Linked DNA regions of Homo sapiens: region 1 is linked to region 2. Evidence: chromatin contacts called from ENCODE Hi-C or POLR2A ChIA-PET data. All regions are on one chromosome and are shown on one strand. The core of a region is the stretch at or near the end of the contact, and the rest is flanking DNA. Distances in the headings are between cores, read along the strand shown.

What was found. A loop is a pair of places that touch in the nucleus more often than their neighbours do. ChIA-PET counts read pairs that join two places held with the same protein, here RNA polymerase II (POLR2A). Pooled maps may share reads with other maps.
Region 1: a loop to region 2 is called in a map of naive thymus-derived CD4-positive, alpha-beta T cell, with 5 times the contacts of the local background. The contact joins two enhancer-like sites. A Hi-C loop is called at or near these places in 15 of 168 maps with a recorded cell type or tissue (CD4-positive, alpha-beta memory T cell, Caco-2, DLD1 and 11 more), 22 of 37 single-sample maps with no recorded cell type and 26 of 50 pooled maps. POLR2A ChIA-PET finds 5 or more read pairs at or near these places in 17 of 52 experiments (AG04450, BJ, CD4-positive, alpha-beta T cell and 12 more).

What each region holds. Positions count from the first base shown.
Region 1 is chr7:131,038,174-131,041,873 of GRCh38, reverse strand. The region is part of intron 3 of LINC-PINT (long intergenic non-protein coding RNA, p53 induced transcript); the gene reads left to right. Among named protein-coding and RNA genes, the nearest start is that of LINC-PINT, 70 kb to the left of the region's middle. Within about 2 kb of position 1,258, at least 14 of the 41 ENCODE cell types and tissues checked have a DNase peak (open chromatin) inside an H3K27ac peak, as active enhancers do; they include prostate gland, where a contact is called at or near this core.
Region 2 is chr7:131,005,013-131,008,905 of GRCh38, reverse strand. The region is part of intron 3 of LINC-PINT (long intergenic non-protein coding RNA, p53 induced transcript); the gene reads left to right. Among named protein-coding and RNA genes, the nearest start is that of LINC00513, 93 kb to the right of the region's middle. RefSeq lists an enhancer at 1,183-1,282. Within about 2 kb of position 1,250, at least 34 of the 41 ENCODE cell types and tissues checked have a DNase peak (open chromatin) inside an H3K27ac peak, as active enhancers do; they include prostate gland, where a contact is called at or near this core.

The DNA of each region.
Region 1 (3,700 bases), core at 9-2,508, 33 kb before region 2:
TCGTCCAGGCTGGAGTGCAGTGGCACGATCAAGGCTCACTGCAACCTCCGCCTCCTGGGTTCAAGCGATTCTCCTGCCTTAGCCTCCTGAGTAGCTGGGATTACAGGCATGCGCCACCACACTCGGCTAATTTTGGTATTTTTAGTAGAGACGGGGTTTCACATGTTGACCAGGCTGGTGTCGAACTCCTGACCTCAGGTGATCCACCCACCTTGGCCTCCCTAAGTGCTGGGATTACAGGAATGAGCCACCGCACCCGGCCGCATAAATTCTTTTATTCAGATCCATTGACATTAACATGTAAATAAGGATGACAGTTTATTATTTTGGAAATTCTAATTATTTGTCTTGTCCTTCAAAGAAGCGCTTTTGGTTACAAGTGGGTCCATAACACACAAAATAAAATTCTGTTTACGGCTGGGCGCGGTGGCTTACGCCTGTAATCCCAGCATTTTGAGAGGCCAAGGCGGGGGGATCACCTGAGGTCAGGAGTTCTAGACCAGCCTGGCCAATGTGGTGAAACCCTGTCTCTACTAAAAACACAAAAATTAGGTGGGTATGGTGGTGTGCGCCTGTAATGTCAGCTACTCGGGAGGCTGAGGCAGGAGAATAGCCTGAACCTGGGAGGCGGAGGTTGTAGTGAGCCGAGATTGCACCATTGCACTCGAGCCTGGGCAACAGAGCAAGATTCTGTTTCAAAAAAAAAAAAAACAAAAAAACCCACAAAATTACATACTTTTTGATAATATTGAAAAATAAGTATGGAAAATGATTCTTCTTAGGAAAATTTATGCCCATTATTCACTTCGCTGTTTTGTTAATGATCACGAATATATTAAACTGAAAATACAAGCTAAGCAGCTGCTTTGAAACTACATCAAAACAGTAGAAGTTTAAAATTAGATTCTTCTTATTGCATTAAATGCATCTTTCAGTAATATGTGGTCACTACACTACCTGCTTTACAGGTATTCTTGGAAATTTGGTAACAAAAAGAACAGGGTGAATAGATGTTGTAGATCATGAGGTATGGTGCAAAGTGCATGGCCTTGGGATAGGGATATCAGACATCTGAGCTGAATCTCAGTTCTCTGGTTGTTATGCCTCGAGGAAGTAAGTTGCTGGACCTCAGTTGTGCTGTTTCCTGGTCTATAAAATGAAGACAATAAAGAACCTGCTTCAGTGCGCTAAAACTCAAAGGACTTCTTGGGCTTGAGCGCTGGAGTAAACAGGCAGTTTCCCTTTGTACCACAAGAGGGAGTGCCTGTATAGATGTTAACCTGAGCTGAGGTTTGGATTTCTTTCTAAAATGTCGCTGAAAATTTAGGAATAACTGGATTACTGGGAAAACGTTAAAGAAAAAGATTTTTTGACAGTGTCAGGAGAAAGAGGAACTCGAAACACATAATGGGTTAAGAGGAAGGGATTACGTATAAAATTCCTTTAAGGTATGAAAAGCTTTGTTGACAGAGTGTTACATATTTCATTCCCAGTCAACAATCTTTTATTGTCAATGTCTGACCATGTTGATATATTTGTTTTGTTTTTCTCCTCCTTTGTAACTGTATTATAAATTTTTTATATTAAACAAATATAGAACTTAAAATTTAGTTTCTTAGTAGTAGTCCTGAATAATTAACATCAGTTGAAATTGGATTGTTTGTGCTCAGTGCCTTGGATATGTACAAAACCTGTTTGCTTCAAATTAGTGAGTTAGAAAATATTTTAATCTTTTCATCCTGCTCCCCTCCCACATACTTTTTTTTCCCCTTTTATTTTGAGCTTCTAGATCCTTTTATGTGATGTGTTGCTGTCATACATAGCTCACATTGGGTGGGAACAGAGAAGAACATTGTTTCCGTGGCCCAACCCTAGGGACATGGAACTCATTTTATTATACAGTGAAATTTTAAAATTTGAAACCAAGATCAGATCTCAACAAACAGAGCGAAATTGGCAATTGTGGAATTATCTAACAAATTTAGGGAAAAATCCAGTTGTATCTCAGTTATGTGAATGTGTCCTTCGATTTACAATTTTCAGGTAATCTCTTTATTTTGCTGGTATTTTTATTATACATAGAGCACATTGTTTTATAGAACTGTAATTATACCATAATACTTTTTGTATTGGGAAATGTTGAGAATTTAGAAAGAACAATCCTAGGCATTTCCTTTTGCTCTGTATTCTTCTGTTTAGAAGTTTTCCCTGTGGTTTGTTCCTGGCAATTAAACACTGTTCAAATTCAGAGTCAGACTGCCCTGGCTCAAATCTTGGCCCCACGATGTGTGAAACTTGACAAAGTCAAAGTTATCACTATAATTTCGGTCACTTGAAATCCAGTAATTTCTTGAGCAGAAGAAAGGGAAGTGGAATTACTGTAGAAATTATGCATAGTTTTATATTATCTGTGTAGTAGCCTGTTTAAAGTGATCATTGCTAGTGCATGGTATAGAATTACAAACTTGTAAATACTTCTCAAGATTGCCACTTTAAAAAAAAAAGCAAAAAGAGCTCTGTAGCCCTATTTTTTTTTTTATTTCCAACAGGAAATTTGTTCTTGTTTCAAAATGTGGGAACACCCATTATTCTCTGTTGGCCACATGAATGTCATCCATTTGTTTATTGCAGCAGAAAAAAAGTGAAGAATGGTTGATACAGTGGCAAGCTGTTCCTTTTAGGTTACTTTAAAAAGTCATGGAATTTCGGATATACAAAGAAAGCATAAGGAATACTCTAACCAGTATATATGTATACAGTATCCAGTATAAGAATGAAAATGTAATGTAGTTATTAAAACATTATGTGTGTGCTTCCACAAGCCTGTCCTCCTTTCTACCTTCCAGAAGTAACTTCTCTCTTGAATTTGGTGTTCGTCATTCTGGTGCATGCTTTTACAGTTTTACAAAATACACACGCATTCCCAAACATAAATAATACTGTTTCACAACATAAATTGTATTATGGTACATGTTTTAAAACACGATATACATTGTATCTGTTGCAAGTCAGGTTCCAAGGGAAATGGAACTCAGAAGATTAAGGCTGGGGGCCACCAGTGCCTCATGCCTGTAATCAGCACTGTGGGAGGCCGAGGCGGGCAGATCACTTGAGGTCAGGAGTTTCAGACCAGCATGGCCAACATAGTGGAACCTCATCTCTACTGAAATACAAAAAATTAGCCAGGTGTGGTGGTGTGCACCTGTAATCCCAGCTACTCAGGAGGCTGAGGCAGAAGAATCACTTGAACCTGGGAGGTGGAGGATGCAGTGAGCCGAGATCAAGCCACTGCACTCCAGGCTGGGTGACAAAGCAAAACTCCGTATCCAAAAAGAAAAGAAAAGAAAAGAAGATTAACATGTAGGAAGTTTGTTAAGGAGATTTTAGGATTCACACTTGTGGAATAGGAGGAAGCACAATTGGGCCAAGGGAGAAATTGGGCTGTGGTGTCCGATCACAAGATAGGCCTCAGCTGATCCCAAAGGGGATGCTGAAGGTGGGGTAGCCCTTGAGGATGGTACCACGTTGGGGTGAGGGGCCAGGCCTTGGTAGCTTCACATTGACCAGTTATGGGAAGAAGGCTACCCCTGAAGAAGGGATGAGACCTTGGTGAGGTGACTCTTTCAACTGAGGGCTGTTAACTTGCAACACCCCTAGAAACTGGGGGATAAGCTCTTCAGTCCTAAAGAGAGACCTGAGC
Region 2 (3,893 bases), core at 1-2,500:
TTATTACACTCGAGTGGAATTATTTACTTACATGTCTCTGTCCCTTTCTAGAGAGTGACTTCCTTAGAGCAGGGCCTGGGTGGTCTTGATTTTGTATTTTAGGTAGGACCAAGCACAGCGTCTGAAACACACAGTAAGCCTTTAGTAATTGTGAAAGTGAACTTCTCCACATAACAAAATAGTGCTTTGGAATTTCTTTTCATTATACTGCAGTGATTTTTGTCTTTTTGACTTCAAAGTCACTCGCTCTCAGAATTGAAAAAATTGAAAGAAATGATAGTATTCTTCATCATTCCTTTTATGAGTCTAGTGGACTCTCTAGTCTTCACAAACATAGGACTGATAACTTGTTTTATATTAATATTTTGTTGTATAAATACCTGTATATTTTGTGTTACTGTGTGACAAAACTGAGTCTAAAATATGTGGCTAGAAAATCTAAGAAACCAAGATGAGAATCTTCAATGATTTGTAGATTATGTCATCTTTATATCATCATGGTGTGAGGTGTTTTCTTGGATTGAGTTCCGCTGAGACAGAGATGTATGTTATCTGTTTGGAAGGTGAAAGAAACATTTTAAGGGAAGCGAGATAGGGAAACAATTGGAGCCTAACTTTGCTGGACACTCTGGGAGCCAGTGTAAGGACCAGGCCTCAGTGTTAGCCCACATGGGTCACTTACACATCAGCTTTGGCCAGTTGCTGACTGAGAGGCAGCAGCGGGGTGCGGCATCAATTTCCAGTGCTTTGCCTGCCATGTGGGCCCCATCCGTGCTCATGGTACCGCCCTCCAGCGGAGCGATGGCAGCCAGCTGCCCGTGGAGAGCCCAGCAGCAAGCCCAGAAATAAGGCCCAGGGACTAGGGGTGGGGGCAGGTGGTGTCAGGCAAATTTGTGTGCTTGCTTATTTGATGTTTCAGTCTCAGTCCTTTGAATCGTGAATTATCAAGATAGAGACTATTTGAAACATTTAAGAATTAGAGAAAAATAATAAGCACAGTATTTTCTTCTACTTGAACTGGGGCCGTTCTTCCTTCAAGAGGGAGAAGCTTACGAAAGATTATTCTGCCTGAGGAGACCTCGCCACCCCCTGCTTGAACTTTGGTCCCTGATCAATTCTGCCTTTGAATTCCTCCAATTATTATAAAGTTCTTCCTTATATTGAGTAGAAGTCTGCCTTATGGTGATACGTTGTATTTCTCAGACACGGACCCGGAAGTGGCGCCTTCCAATTCCTCCTCCTCTTCTTTTCTCTTTCGTCAGCAGATGGCGTCTTCCTTCTCTTTTTCTTTCTTTCCTCCCTCCTCTCTCCCCACCCTTGGCAAACATTTGTCACCAGGATGGATGCTGTTAGAAAAACGTCTCCCTGTGACATGTTGTCTTTTCAAAAGGACAAGAAGGAAAGGAGGAAACAGGTTTTCATTGCTTAAGGCACATTAAAACTGGCTGGTTCTCTCTAGCACATTTCTTAGACAAACACCCGTTTTCCTTTAGACTCAGAGCTGATATGTTATTGTAACAGTTAAGTTTGCCTTTACATTTTTATTCATGCTGCCTTGCAGGTAGATGGTTCCTTTTGACTTTTTTACGTAGATGGGCACCTTTTGTTAATTTTACCTTTTTAAAATACAAATGTAGGCCAGATGCAGTGGCTCACACCTGTAATCCCAGCACTTTGAGAGACCAAGGTGGGTGGATCACTTGAGGCCAGGAGTTCGAGACCAGCCTGACCAACATGGTGAAACCCCGTCTCTACTAAAAATACAGAAATTAGCTGGGCGTGGTGGTGCATGCTTGTAATCCCAGCTACTCGGAAGGCTGAGGCAGGACAATTGCATGAACCCAGGAGGGAGAGGTTACAGTGAGCCGAGATCATGCCACTGCACTCCAGCCTGGGTGACACAGCAAGACTTGTCTCAAAAAAAAAAAAAAAAAGTATTTTCTAGAGAAAAATCTTTTGATGTACAGATAAATAGATTAAAATGGATTTGTACTTAGTTTTGGGAGTAAAACTGGTAAGACAGTGATTTGGCCTAATCACTTTGAATGCAGACATCGCTGGACACATGAAGATTTAAAATTGGGCAGAGAAAAAACTGGGCAATTTTTTTTTCACCTAGATTCTTCCAGTATTATGGGCAGAGAATACATACAACTTAGTGAAAGATTGTTAGTGACTAGAAGGATTTAATTCACATATATTGTAAAACCAGACTGCATGTGGAACAAACTGTGTGTTTGAACTAATTAAGTATTCAAAGAAATATTTAATATTTCTTATTCACCCACCTTGCCCCCTTTTCTCCTCCTTTCTCGATCAGTAAATATTTACTGGATGTTTCCAGAATGTGAATGTTGCATAAAAACAAGTATATGAAATTGTCTTTGCTATCAAGGATAATATAACTGAACGTAATATATTAGCCCACTTTGCTGCTTTAGGAAGAATACTAAGGTGAGCCCAGTTTAATCTTTAACATATTGTTACCTCTCATTTCTGCTTGTTCAAATCCAAGCTGCAACTCAGTGCCATCTTCTTCATGATTATCTTTACTCCTACCCCTCTCTACCTCCATTCCCCCAAAAAGTGATCTCATACTCCTGTGAGCATCCTTAGCATTTATGCAGTCTTTTCTTTTTTTTTTTTTTTTATTATTATACTTTAAGGTTTAGGGTACATGTGCACAATGTGCAGGTTAGTTACATATGTACATGTGCCATGCTGGTGCGCTGCACCCACTAACTCATCATCTAGCATTAGGTATATCTCCCAATGCTATCCCTCCCCTCCCCCCACCCCACAACAGTCCCCAGAGTGTGATGTTCCCCTTCCTGTGTCCATATGTTCTCATTGTTCAATTCCCACCCATGAGTGAAAATATGCGGTGTTTGGTTTTTTGTTCTTGCGATAGTTTACTGAGAATGATGATTTCCAATTTCATCCATGTCCCTACAAAGGACATGAACTCATCATTTTTTATGGCTGCATAGTATTCCATGGTGTATATGTGCCACATTTTCTTAATCCAGTCTATCATTGTTGGACATTTGGGTTGGTTCCAAGTCTTTGCTATTGTGAATAGTTATGCACTCTTTTCTTGGACTTTGCTCTTTCTCCTTTGTCGTATAGTTATATTATAGTTGTTGACCTTGGGCTATCTTCATTCCTAACGTTCTCATTCTAGTACCTTGTGTAGAAATGCTGTTCACTAAATGACATATCGAATGGGTATTAAATTTATTATTAAGTGCCTTGGCTCTTAATTGGTCAGGCTTGGATTTCAGTCTCAGCTCTGCCATTTACTATCTCTGTGATTTTGGCCAAGTATTAACCTCTCTAAATTTCAGTTTGCTATTCTGCAAAATGGGAATGATGATAATGACTACTTGAAGGAGACTTTGTGAAGATGGATGATTTTTGCAACAGTGTAGGTAAGAGATAGTGCCTGGGCATAGTAGTGCTTGGTAAATTTGGGTGTGTGTCTACATGCTTTTCCAGGCTATATGCACAGACACACAGACACACATAGTGTATGTGCAGGATGCTAGGCACTAGAAGAAAGATGAAACCACACAAATCCTATGCTCATGTTGCTTAAAGAAGAAATAAAACTGTGTAAGGTAGAGGTGAGGTGTGGTGACTCACACCTGTAATCCCAGCGCTTAGGAAGGCTGAGGTGGGAGGATTGCTTGAGCCCAGGAGTTCAAGACCAGCCTGGGCAATATAGTGAGACCCCATCTCTACAAAAATTTTTTTAAAAAAATAGCCGGTCATGGTGGCACATGCTGGTGGTCCCAGCTACTCGGGAAGTTGAGGTGGGAGGATTGCTTGAGCTCGGGAGTTAAAAGCTGCAGTGAGCCGAGATCACTCCCCTGCACTATGGCCTGGGCAAC